Linked DNA regions of Mus musculus: region 2 is linked to region 1. Evidence: chromatin contacts called from ENCODE Hi-C data. All regions are on one chromosome and are shown on one strand. Each heading gives the region's core, a stretch centred on a gene start or an enhancer-like site at or near the end of the contact. The rest is flanking DNA. Distances are from core to core; before and after follow the strand shown. Region 1 holds the start of Foxd4 (forkhead box D4). Region 2 holds the start of Dmrt3 (doublesex and mab-3 related transcription factor 3).

Region 1 (5,977 bases), core at 1,840-4,339:
ACATCTTTGCACAAAGCGCAAAGGGGAGATGCGGATACACGGGAAAGGGGATCTCTCTCTCTCTCTCTCCCTCTCTCTCCCTCTCTCTCTCTCTCCCCCTCTCTCTCCCTCTCTCCCTCTCTCTCTGATTTGCCTCTAAACTCTCAGATTGCTGCTGGCCACCAAAGGAGTGGTACTTTGGGGACCAAGAGCCCAGGGGCCAAACGGAGGAAAGCTGCCTGTCCGAAAGCTCAAAGCTACTAATGTCTGAGTTTAGGAACTTTCCAGAAGTTCCCACAAAGCTCTCAGATTGGAAGGGGTTGAGGTAGCAGGCAAGGCGAGCAGTAGGAGTTCTGGGCTATGGGGTGTAAACAAGGAAATGTAGACTTCTTTGCTAAGGGTGGGGAACACAGTGGGTTTCTTCTACTCGGCGCTCGGCTTTCCTCAAAGCCGTGGATTATAATGACCCAACATCTAAAATCCCGCCTTCTGGGAGTCGTAGGTGATGGGCGTTCCCTTGTTTTCCTTGTATCCTGGAGCTGAATCACTCTTACAAGGATCTCTCAGAAATTATTTATAAAGAAAAGGCCTTGAAAATACTAGCATTTTTTTAAGTAAACGCAACAGTCGTTTATTTTCCAAGAATAGATACACTAGTTCAAATTGATCTCCAGTCATCCTCCAGTTTACCTCAGAAAAACAACTTGAGAAAAATAGCGCACAAGCTCAGCGTTATTGGGCACGCTAAGAATTCTGGAAACTGAAATAGGAAGATCGCTAGTTCCAGGCCACCAAAGGCTGCACAGCGAAACTCTCCTTTGAAAAACCTAAATTTAATTCGTTAGAATTAAAACTAGTTTATAAGATAAACTTTGGCCCTCAAATAGTTGGAACTTTTAAAGCCCATATTTAAAACGTGTCGTCCCCGATTTCTCTAATGGATATAAATCATAAAAACGAATTGTGAGATAAGAATAGAAATTTTTTTAAAATTTCATTTATGAAAGCAAATAACGAGACATAGGAAACAAGCGATGTAGCATTGTAGTTTCGTATTTTATTCAATCTCTATAACTAGGCTTAGTTTTAACACTCCCCGTTGGAGTAGGACACGTCGTATATACAAGAGATAAATGTTATGAAATTACCCTATTTGTATTACCTACGGGTTTCGGAGCATGTACGCATTCGCAGTCGCAGTCGCCACTGGGAACACTGGCAGTTCCTAAGCAATGTGGATGGTGATGTTTTGTATTGCAGACTGTTTTGTTTTTATTAACAGCAAAACACCTCACTCACTTTCATAGTCATAGGTCCTCGGGAAGTATGTAAGTCGGGAAAACCGTGGAAGCCACAACCGAAGCGGACAAGACCAAGCAAGACTTGTAGATCCAGGATTTTCCCACTTTTGTGTTGTCAAGCGAGCAGAACACATTTGTAACAATTTGGAAGGACTTAGTGCGCACTCCGCTGCTGGCTTTCTACGCACAAGCCTAGCAGGCGGGTGGTGCAAACCTAGAAAGTGGTTCCATTTTGCCACTTGGCTCCAGGTGTGCCAAGGCGACCCAGCCTGGAGGCTGGGCCTGGGTGCTGCTTAAAATTCGGGCAAGGTCCCCTCTCGGCCCGAAAGAGCGGCCAGGGTTGTCAGCCTACCGTCGTCAGCTGCAGGCTGTTGCCTCAGCAGCGCCGCAACGGCGGACAGGTGCTGGCCTAACCGCACGCCTTTACCGGGAGCGCAGCTAATGGCACAGTGATGCTGTTCTTGCTGCAGCGGCAGCGGCGGTTGCGGCTGCTGAGGCAATATTGTCCGGGAACCTGCGGACATGTGAAACAAAGGGGAAGCGGCCTGGGGGTGCAGCAGGCACGGTGGATGTTGCAGCAGGTGGCAGTAGCTCCACGGAGCAAAGGACGGACTCTGCGCAGACCCAGTTCCTCCTCCTGTAACCCCCTGCATGATGCTCTCGATGGTGAACGAAGCGCACCCGCGTCCGGACCGAGTTCCAGAGCTCTGGTCTCTCTCCCAAGGCTGGGAACCCAGTACGGGCTGCAGCGCGGGAATGGCTAAGGGGGTGGCGGGGTCCGCGCCTTCCGCTTTTCTAGGGTTGTCGCCATAGGCCGGGGCCGCGAGCAGCAGGTAGCGCATGGGATGCGGATGCAGCGGGGCGCACGGGTGACTCCGAGGCGGGGCAGCGGGATGAGCTGCGAGGTTAGGCTGTGGTGGGGCAGAGTAGCGGAGCAGGAGGCTGGGCTGGGAGACGTGCAGGGTGGCGGGCACAGCGGGTGGAGGGAAAGGGCAGTGCGGGTGGCCTCCCGAGGGCGGGTGGTGGCGCTTGAAGCGCTTCCTGCGCCGGAGGAAGCTGCCGTTGTCGAACATGTCCTGGGAGGCGGGGTCCAGGCTCCAATAGTTGCCCTTGCCCGGGTGGCCCGGCTCGCGAGGGATCTTGACGAAGCAGTCGTTGAGCGACAGGTTGTGGCGGATGCTGTTCTGCCAGGCGGGGAACTTACGGCGGTAATAGGGGAAGCGGCCGCTGATGAAGGCGCAGATACCGCTGAGCGTCAGGCGCTTGTGCGGGCTCTGCAGGATGGCCATGGTGATGAGCGCGATGTAGGAGTACGGGGGTTTGGCGGGCTGCGGGCCGTCGGCTGTGGTGGTCGCCGGGGTCCGTGGTGCTCGGAACTTGCGGAGGAACCCGGAGGAGTTACTCAGATCGCCGCAGTCCCCCGCGCTCCTCCCTGCAAGAGTGCGGGCTCCGGGCCTCTGCAGGGATCGCTCCAGGCACTTATGGCTCTCCTCCTCGTCATCCTCTTCTTCCGTCTGATCTCCATCTTCCTCCTCTGCCAGCACGTCGATCTCCACCTCATCCTGGTCGGAACTTAGAGGACTGGGCGGTGGAGTGGAACGAAGGTGCCCAGCTCTTGCTGAGTTCATGGAGGATAGGAGGGAAGAGGGAGAGGAGGGGACGGACGTGGGGGCAGCTCACCTGGTTTGGGATGGGTGAGTTAGCAAGGATGAGTCTGCTGGGAAACTGGAGCGCTCCTAGGTTAGGCTTCCTTGTTCTTTTCTGCTTTTTCTTTCTAACACCCTTTGGCAAGGAGCACTTGGTGTTTTAAGTTTCTCTGAGAAGTGCGCAGCTATATATCCTTCTTTGCCGTTCCTCGGGCTGGAGCCACGTCCTCCTGACGCGGTCCAATGATGGGGGGTCCTTGGTCCCTCCTCTTCACAACCATCCACTACGGAGGATGGTTTAATCAGCCAAAGTGCTCTGACATTGTGCGGGCTCTGTTGATGTTTCTCTAAAGCTGCACAAATAAAAATCAAGAGGGAAAACATGATACACAACGACGATGTGGGACCACGTCGACATTTAGACCTTCCCAGTACTGACTTTGGCGAGTAATGAGATGTATCTCAAACAGAATGGCACACTGACTTAAAGCTATATGCCCCCATTCCAGAGAAATGGCTCCTTCCCTCCTCGTAAACTTCACCAAATAATCCCGTGACTCGATTTCCCTAAAAACTAAAGCATCCTAGCATAAACTGTGGAAGTTCAGTGTGGACTTTAAAAGGAAAAAAAAAAAAAGTATTTTCTTAGTCTCTTTTCCTCCAGCTTCTTTTACTATTTAGCCAGCGGAGCAAAGGTGCAAATTATTTTTTCACGTTCAGACAGGGATGCCTAGAAGAGGCTTCAGAAAGCAACACACTAGCACCACAGAGGCAACTGGTATCTTCATCTTCTTTTCCTTCGTTGTCTTTACCAACTACATTGATTTCACTACACAAATACTGTTTCCCCCAAAGTAATTTTATAAAGAAAGGAATGCCCTCACTATATGAGTGCATCTACCTGCTTGGCTTTGTCCCCTACCCCTCCCCCCAACCCGAACATCCATCCAGAAACACAAGTGCTTTACTGTGGTAATAACAATAAATCGAGGAAGGGCGGGGTTGCAGTGTCCCTGACACTAGATAGTCCAGAGGTCCATGGTAAGGCATCCACACTGCAGAGCAGGACAGGGACCCCAGGACTTGCTTGAAGGCTTTGGAGTACCTAAGCTTTTAGATTGGTTTCATGTGAGTTAGCCCAGCAGCTAAAGTAACAATATGGTAGAGTATGTCTGTTACATAAATAGGGATTGCATAGCAAAATACAAAGTACATATTGGGGGAATTGGGAAGGTGAAATCTAAAAAGATGCACTAGGAAAGGATGAAAGTTGTGCCACCTTCAACGTTTATGTTTGTGATTGTGACCTTTATTGAGAAATCAGAAACTGACTACCAAAAATAGCTCATCGCCTTTGGGATTAAAGTAGTTTAAAGAAGTTAGCATCTTTTGGAGAGCAGCTCCCTTGCCAGCCTTTGAGTTAAGCTGCATTGCTCTGTGGAGGGTTTTACCCTCCAAGGCTCTCTATTGTGTGCAGCTTGAGGTAGGACAAACAACAGATCTGAGCCTCACAGATTTGTGTTTAAATCCAAAATTGACCAATGACTATTTGTGTGATTTTAAACTGCAGGAGGGCCGGCAGGTGTCTCATTCAATCTGCTGGCCCCAGATGCTGCCCTCACCCCCTGCTGGAGAGACTCGGTTCCCCTTTTCTGATTATCTGTGTGAGAGAGAGTATTGTTGGTTTTCCTAAAGTCAACTGCTAGGGGGATTTGGGTTATTTACAAATGAAAGGGTGTAAGAATGTGCTCAAAAACAAAACAAACCCCCCACATTCTGGGGCTAATCTCAAAGGTGACTCAGGAGCCAACTAAAGATCTCCCTGTGGCCAACGCTGGGGCAAACCGAACAGTCAACTTAGCTGGTTATAACTCAATGTCTAAAATGTATTTGTGTGTTCACGTTGCTAAGAATAACTGGTTAAATCAATAAAGGAAATCTCTTGTAGAATTTCAAATAACTCACGTAGTTACTCAAGATGGAGTCTAATTCCCAACTACTTAACATGAGATTTTCTCCCAAAAAGTCCAATAGAAAAAGGGACAGGGTAGCCTTTCCTGTGGAGAAATCTGATCAAACCTCAGCCAGGAGATGAAGGCCAACCCCAACTCCGCTGCAGCACAATGATGTGTAGTTGCTTGATGTAATGTCAATGGCAATCCAAAGCCTAACTGAAGAGCACCTATGTGCCTGCCAAAGGCACAAACCATAGGACAGCTAAGGCACTGTCATAATCTACAGCAGCCTAAGGGGACTATTGAGTGCAATGGTCTATCCTGGATGCGATTCTTCAACAGAAAAAGAATATGATATGTGGATTCCAAATAATCTGAGCCTGTGGCAAGGTTGGCTCACTAACAGTAATAAATGTCCCCTAGCATGTTGAGATGTTAGTGTGTCTATCAATCTAAACCTTTAATAAGGGCAGGGTGTTGAATAGCTCAGTTGGTAAATTGCTTTGCTTTGCATGCTCAAGCTCTCCAGGAGTTGGGTCCCCAGAACCCACAAAAAAAGTGGCACAGTGTGTGCATAGTGGCACACTTGTAATCCCAGGGCTAGGAAGGTAGAGACAGGAAGGGTCCCTGAGTGGGAGAGGCCCGGTTGAGGTTGGAGTGTGCGTGGGGGATAGCACCTGAAGAACAATAGGCTGGCCTCTGACCTCTACATGGGCACACATACACAATTCTTACTTAAAATTGACCCAGTTCTCATTAATTAAGCCTATAACCTCAGCTACACTACAGAAGCTAGGCGAGGAGGATTCCAAGTTAGAGACCTACGTGGGCTATTAAGAATAAGTTTAAGACCAGTCTGAGAAATTTAGTGAGCTCTTATCTCAAAGTAAAAAGAAGACTGGTATACTGGTTAGGTTTGTTTGTTTGTTTGTTTGTTTGTTTGGTCATTGTTGTTGTCTATGTGATACTACCTAAAATCCCCTGAGAAGAGGATTGAATTAATTAATTAATTGAGAAATCAGAAACTGACTACCAAAAATAGCTCATCACCTTTGGGATTAAAGTAGTTTAAAGAAGTTAGCATCTTTTGGAGAGC
Region 2 (5,977 bases), core at 1,798-4,297, 710 kb after region 1:
GATGTCCCCATGTGGCTTACATCAAGCACATTATGCAACTGTCCTTTGATTAAATGTTGCGGGGGGGGGGGGGCGGGGCGGGAAGGATGGCACCTATAGGGACCTCCAGATCAAGACCAACACTTTCTCAACACGAACACTGGCCTTCGGAGCTTCCGATGTTCACGTTGTTCACGCTGAGCGTGTTCCAAAAGGAGCAAGCACGACGTTGTTTCAGCCACTTGAGTATTAATACCTGCCATATCTTACCGGGCGAATTGTGGTTTGAAAACACTAGCACACCACTCAGAGGAGCTGGGAGTGGGTGTCGTCTGTGAGGTTACTTTCACTTGTAACCCTCCCCCTCCCTGTCCAATTTCTTTGATGATTTTTCCCATAAATGCATAAGCTGCAGGGACTTAGTAGAAGCAGGCCGCGCCCCCTAAATGTGATTCGGACCATATGCTTTCTACATTCATCCCCGCATGGGCTTTTCTTCTCTGAACTAACTGCTAACACGTTATAGTCACCTTGAAATTTCCTCTGCTATTTTCCAATTAAAAGCTTAATAGCCCTGGAAACGGAGTTCATGTGGTGAAGTTTACCATAGCCCCTTGTTCTGAAAGGCTTTCTGCTGGGATCCCATTATGTGCTTGAATAAACCCTTTCTGCAAACAGAAATGGGACTCGGGGTTGTCAGGTGTTGGGTTACAATAGACTTTGAGGCAGGGGACATTTTACCAACATAAATACAAACCTGTCCCTATAGGGAGATGTTGTCAAATACTGGGATATGGAAAACATTCCCATCAAATATGAGAAAAGGATTACCGCGCTATATCAAATGAGTATTTAGATCTCGGCCCTCGATGTGCACTGGAGTGAAACGGGGCCCAGTACCAAATAATACCAGAGTGTGTGAGTGGCACTGGGATAGGGTGGCTAGGTGACCCAGGAAGGAAAGGGGATTGCTTTGAGAATGAAAATGTCCCCTAAAAACCTGGTGCAGAACTCTGCTGCTCTCTTTCCCCAGAGAAACTAGTTACTCTTATTTTCCTGATCTGTTTCCCTGACCATTTAAAGAGAAATTCAGCTTCGATAAAAGTCCGTGGTCCTCGTCTTTCTTAGACGCACAGATTTCAGATTGAAACAGTACAAGTTCCCAGATTCGTGCCATTCGCAGAGCATAAAAAGTGATTTCTGTACCTTTCCCCCCTGTTTCGGGGCCCAAAGATCAACGCGTGACCCTTGTGCCCCGTCTCCACAATTTACAAAAGTCCTACTAGTTGTAGAGTTAGAAACTTGTTTTTCTGACCAAGGGTGGAAAGAGGCCAGGTTAGAAGGGTGGGGGGAAAAGGGCAAAAGCCAGGGGTACTGGTTCCGTGCAGTTTTGGGGAAATTATCTTGGAGATAGCATTCGTGTGCAAGGGGTTCCTTTCCAGTCCCAGCAGGTCAGCCCGGAACAACTATCAACTCCTCCACGCACCTGAAACCCGAGTAGCTAAGGGCATCGAGGGGGAAAAAAGGTACAAAGCTACATTTATATTCCGCGTTCAAAGCTCTCTCCCGGTTCCAAATCACTCTTCTGGGCAGAGAGCTTGCTGCTTGAACCTCGGACGACACAGTCCTAGAATTCACAGCAAACTCAAGATTGCCAGCGATGCTCTCTTCCTTGGCTGGCGGTAGGGCTGGGCACTGGAAAGCGACCTCCAGAAAGAGACTATGGTCTCTGTGCAGTTCAGGAGTCAGGTACCGCAGCAGACCCGTTTACGTTAACTTTCACCCACACAGTAAGAAGCGGAGCGCACGTTCCCAGGGGCCGCTAAAAGACCGTCCGGGACTTCCGTTGGCTCCTTCCCACTGAGTTGTTAAAGCGGTCCTGAGCCTACTTTATGCCTTGATTTTTGTTCGGTTGTTTTCTTGGTTGAGTGAAAAAAGGCAGCCTTCTCTACACGTACGTAGTAATACTCGACATTGGACAAACCAATACTGAAAACAAGCAAAGAGTATAAACGAAATTTATGCTGTAAAAAAAAAAGGCTTATGCAGTCTAAGGTTATACAGGAGACTCTTCATCGTCACGCAAAGATTGTTACGAGTAGGGTCTATTCCTTATTCTTAAGTAAAACACAGCGTCTGTGGGGATTTGAACTGGGCAATTCCGGACCTTGGCTGATTCAGTGGCCTTTGCGTGAACAAAATACCAGGTAACTTTGGGGCCACTAATGTGTCTTCTCCCTACACCCTCGGAAAGTTTAAACAGTGCTTAAGAAAAACATCCAAGAGAGCACTTGGCAGTCCAAGGCAGAGAGGTCATTCAAGGCAGAGATTGTTTATTTTAAAGACAAGAGGAGGTTAAGTAGAAAATTGAAGTTACCCTATAAAACGAGTTGTCTTCCTGAAGCCTGACAGATTAAAAAAAAAAATACTCATTTTTCTTCTGTAGCAATGAAAAAGAAACTAGATTGCAAAACCAAGCGAAGAATTCCCGAATCACTACTACCCCTCTTTTGATTCCTCTTGCCAGGTGGAGACTTTCCGGTTCTTGAAACCCGGTTCTCCCGGGGCCGACCTGCGGAGTACCCTCAATTCCCTCGCAAGCTCCGAATGGCTGAGGCCAAGGGTGGGAAGGAAAGCGGTCTAGGGCTCAGTGCTTCGAGGCCAGTGCTGGAGCGACGTGAGAGGGTAGGGGAGAGGCCTGCCGGCTGGCTTACAAACACCCACCCCCCTCCCCATCGTCCCCCGCCCCACACCCGGTCCGCCCAGCGCTCCCGCGGTACCGCAGCGGCGCAGTCCCTCCCGGCTCAGGAAGGGGTAACAGAGCGCTTGGCAGAGGGGGCTGTGAGCGCCCCCGCCTGAGAGGCCAGGCTGCAGGTGGCGGGGAAGGTGAGGTGCAGGAACCCGAGGGGTGCCTGCCAGGGAGGAGGAAAGCGCGTGGGGAGCGCAAGGAGGCTGGGACCCCGATTGGGGGGGGGGTGGCGGCGGGAGGGAGGAGGGACTGGGGGGGGAGGGTGGCGGAGGAGGTGCTGGGTCCAGTCTGCGAGGAAGGGACCAGGGAAGGAAGTGGCTCAGACCGTAATCAGAGCTCTCCCCGGCTCCTTGCAGCTGCTGGAGAGCCTCAGCGTGGGAGGACCTGCGGGTGGAGCCTGCGCCCCGAGAGCGGCGGGCAGAGAGGCGGCACGCGTGGGTACCGGCGGGCTGCGAGCGCCATCGGAGCCGGGGAGACTGCTGCCGTAGCTCCGGCCGCCGCGGACCTTCCGGGGCCTCCCGAGAGCGGGCCTCCGAGCTCTGTGCTCCAGCTCCCGCCGCCGGCCGGGGGGAGCCCTGGGCATGAACGGCTACGGCTCCCCCTACCTGTACATGGGCGGCCCGGTGTCGCAGCCGCCGCGGGCGCCCTTGCAGCGCACGCCCAAGTGCGCGCGCTGCCGGAACCACGGGGTGCTGTCCTGGCTCAAGGGCCACAAGCGCTACTGTCGCTTCAAGGACTGCACCTGCGAGAAGTGCATCCTGATCATCGAGCGGCAGCGGGTGATGGCGGCGCAGGTGGCGCTGCGCAGGCAGCAGGCCAACGAGAGCCTGGAGAGCCTCATCCCGGACTCGCTGCGGGCTCTGCCAGGGCCCCCGCCGCCGGGGGACGCTGCGGCCACCGCCGCTACCGCCTCGCAGTCGTCGCCAGCCTCCCAAGCGTCCCAGCCGCCCGCGCCGCCTCGTCCCACCGCGGAGTTGGCCGCGGCCGCCGCGCTGCGCTGGGTCGCGGAGCCCCAGCCCGGGACGCTGCCAGCGCAGCTTGCTAAACCAGGTGAGAGCGTCTGCGGCGCTGGGGTCGCGCTCCGAATGAGGGAGCTTCGAGGGCTCTTCGGGATCGTGGGGGAAGGCCGAAGACAAGTTTGTGGGAAGTGGACCTGGTTGGACCTGCCCCACCCCCACCAGGCACCGGTTCTTACTCTCCCGGAAAGGGGGTCTCGAGAGTCTGAAGCCGATGGAACCCAGGAGCCCGCCAGAGGGGCCAACCAGATCGCCTGGCTGTGTCCCTATCGTCAGAGGCTTTCCCCGGGTTGAAAGGGAACATAGCAGGTCAATTTTAAAAATAAAATGATGTCTTGGGGAAGACCGACTTTAAACACACCACAATGAGGAGGGTTATCCGGGCTGCGGGTTTTAGACGGGTGGGGGCTCTCACTTGGAGCGAGGGGGTAAGTAGGTGCTGGCTAGCAGTCAGGGCCCAGTGCTTTGCTGTTTCTAGGTGATTCTTGGCTTGGTCCGGAACAGGCGTTTTGTCTCTTACTTAAAGGAACTAGGAGTCGTTTTGTTTTTTTTAGCCAGGCTAAGAGGCCTCAAGACTTAGAATTTGAAAAAAAAAAAAAAAAAAAAGGCGCCTTTTAAGAACTCTAAGGAAAAGGCTCCAAAGTGAAGCTACTTAACTCTCTTTTGCTGAACTACTTCTTTGGTCCTTTATTGCCATTTCCCGGGCTGCTGTGGTGTGAAGAAATTAAAACCAAAACTTGGCCTACAGTGGAGAAAACCTAGCAAGTGCCTTTCCAGGATTTTGCGGGGTTGGCCTGGCCTGAAATAATGAGGGGCTTTCTGGCCATCTAGCTTCCCGCTGTTCAGATATGCTCTGATTTTGGGGATGGGTTAACAGGGTTCTGAGCCCTGACAGTGGGCAGACCCCGGTTTCTACTTAGTTCTCTCTTTCTGGCTCTTTCCTGAGTCCCTGAGTCCGGCTGCCCCTATTTTAAGCCTCTTCCTCTCTTTCCTCCGAGGAACCTCTAGCTTTACTCCTGGCCGCTCGCAGCCTCCTGGCAACCGGAATTCAATGGAGTTTGGTGTTTCCCCTTCACTGGGTAAACGTACAAAGGAGACAGGCCCATCTCCTTCGGAATGGGGTGTACTGGAATTAGGAGTGAAAGGTCCGTAGTTTTTCTGGTAGCTAGAGCCTCTGTCTCTACTTTCTCAGCTGCTCAATGACAGCTCTTGCTCTTCTTCAGAGAACCCCAGAGCACTGTGCTGAACTGGGGGTCTGGGGGGGCTACTCACTGTTGGTGTGTGGTGAGGTGGTAGGTAGCTTGGCCAGTTTGTCCTACCTTCTGGCTCAATTGTGCCCGGTAGGCCTGAAGTTCAGAAAGCAGTTTGCTGGCTGGGTTTTGTGGCTATTTAACAAGGAACATATAAGCATGTCTCAGAAGCACCGCCCCACGACCCTCATCTTATATTTGTGGATTTGACAGTAGAGAAACTAGAGCCTATTGTGGGAGGAGGGCTTGTCCTGAGAACAAGAAGGGGTGTTTGGTCTTAGTCCCAGAATTCCATGCTACCCACTTTTAATTTTCCGTTCCTGGTTTTCCTGGCTCTGGGAGTCCCCTGGACTAGAGAAGAAGAGGTCGAGTTAAAAATTCAACTTGCTATTTTACAGTGCCCAGCTGCCTATCAGCAGCTCTTAAAGAGCACTAACCTTGAGTTCTGTGGTCTCTGTCCAAGAGGGGACTCCTTTAGCATCGCGTGGTTCTCAACGGGTTGTCCTTCTCCATAGCCAAAATGTATAAAGAGCCAACAAAACCCAAAGCAAGGAGAAAAGGGGGTGGATGAGGGCATTGAGGAGGCCAAGTTGAGGCAGGAGGGCCCAAGCCTTAGGAGAATTAAAAGGGGCAAAGAATTTCAAGGGTGCTAACCAGGCACGGTGCAGGATTTCTCTCCTTCTATGTTCACGAGCTACTCAGAAGTAGCCTGAGCCTTCCAAATTGAGAACAAGTAATTGAGAGAGAGGGGGAAAAAACAAGAAGAGGAGGAGGAGGGGAAGGAGGAGGAAGGAGGGGAGGAGGAAGAAGAAGAGGAGGAGGAGGAGACAGCCTGCTGGAGACTGAGCTGTGTGGGACCAGGGGTTCAGTTTCCAGCTGGTCACACCACATACCTTGCACATTCGCCAACCAACTTTTGTTTTCGTTTATCAATTGCGTTCCTTTAAGGAAAAAAACAAACAAAAAACCCAAAAACACTTGGC

Evidence for each region. Hi-C counts contacts between places; a loop is a spot of excess contacts on that map.
Region 2: a map of left cerebral cortex shows a loop between it and region 1 (6-fold over the local background). The contact joins the promoter of Dmrt3 here to the promoter of Foxd4 in region 1. A Hi-C loop is called at or near these places in 8 of 37 maps with a recorded cell type or tissue (ES-E14, heart and left cerebral cortex).

What each region holds. Positions count from the first base shown.
Region 1 is chr19:24,897,927-24,903,903 of GRCm38, forward strand. It overlaps Foxd4 (forkhead box D4), which reads right to left and starts at 3,090. Exons shown (of 1, transcript NM_008022.3): 1 at 1,017-3,090. The coding sequence starts at 2,908. The coding sequence ends at 1,574.
Region 2 is chr19:25,607,490-25,613,466 of GRCm38, forward strand. It overlaps Dmrt3 (doublesex and mab-3 related transcription factor 3), which reads left to right and starts at 3,048. Exons shown (of 2, transcript NM_177360.3): 1 at 3,048-3,778. The coding sequence starts at 3,310.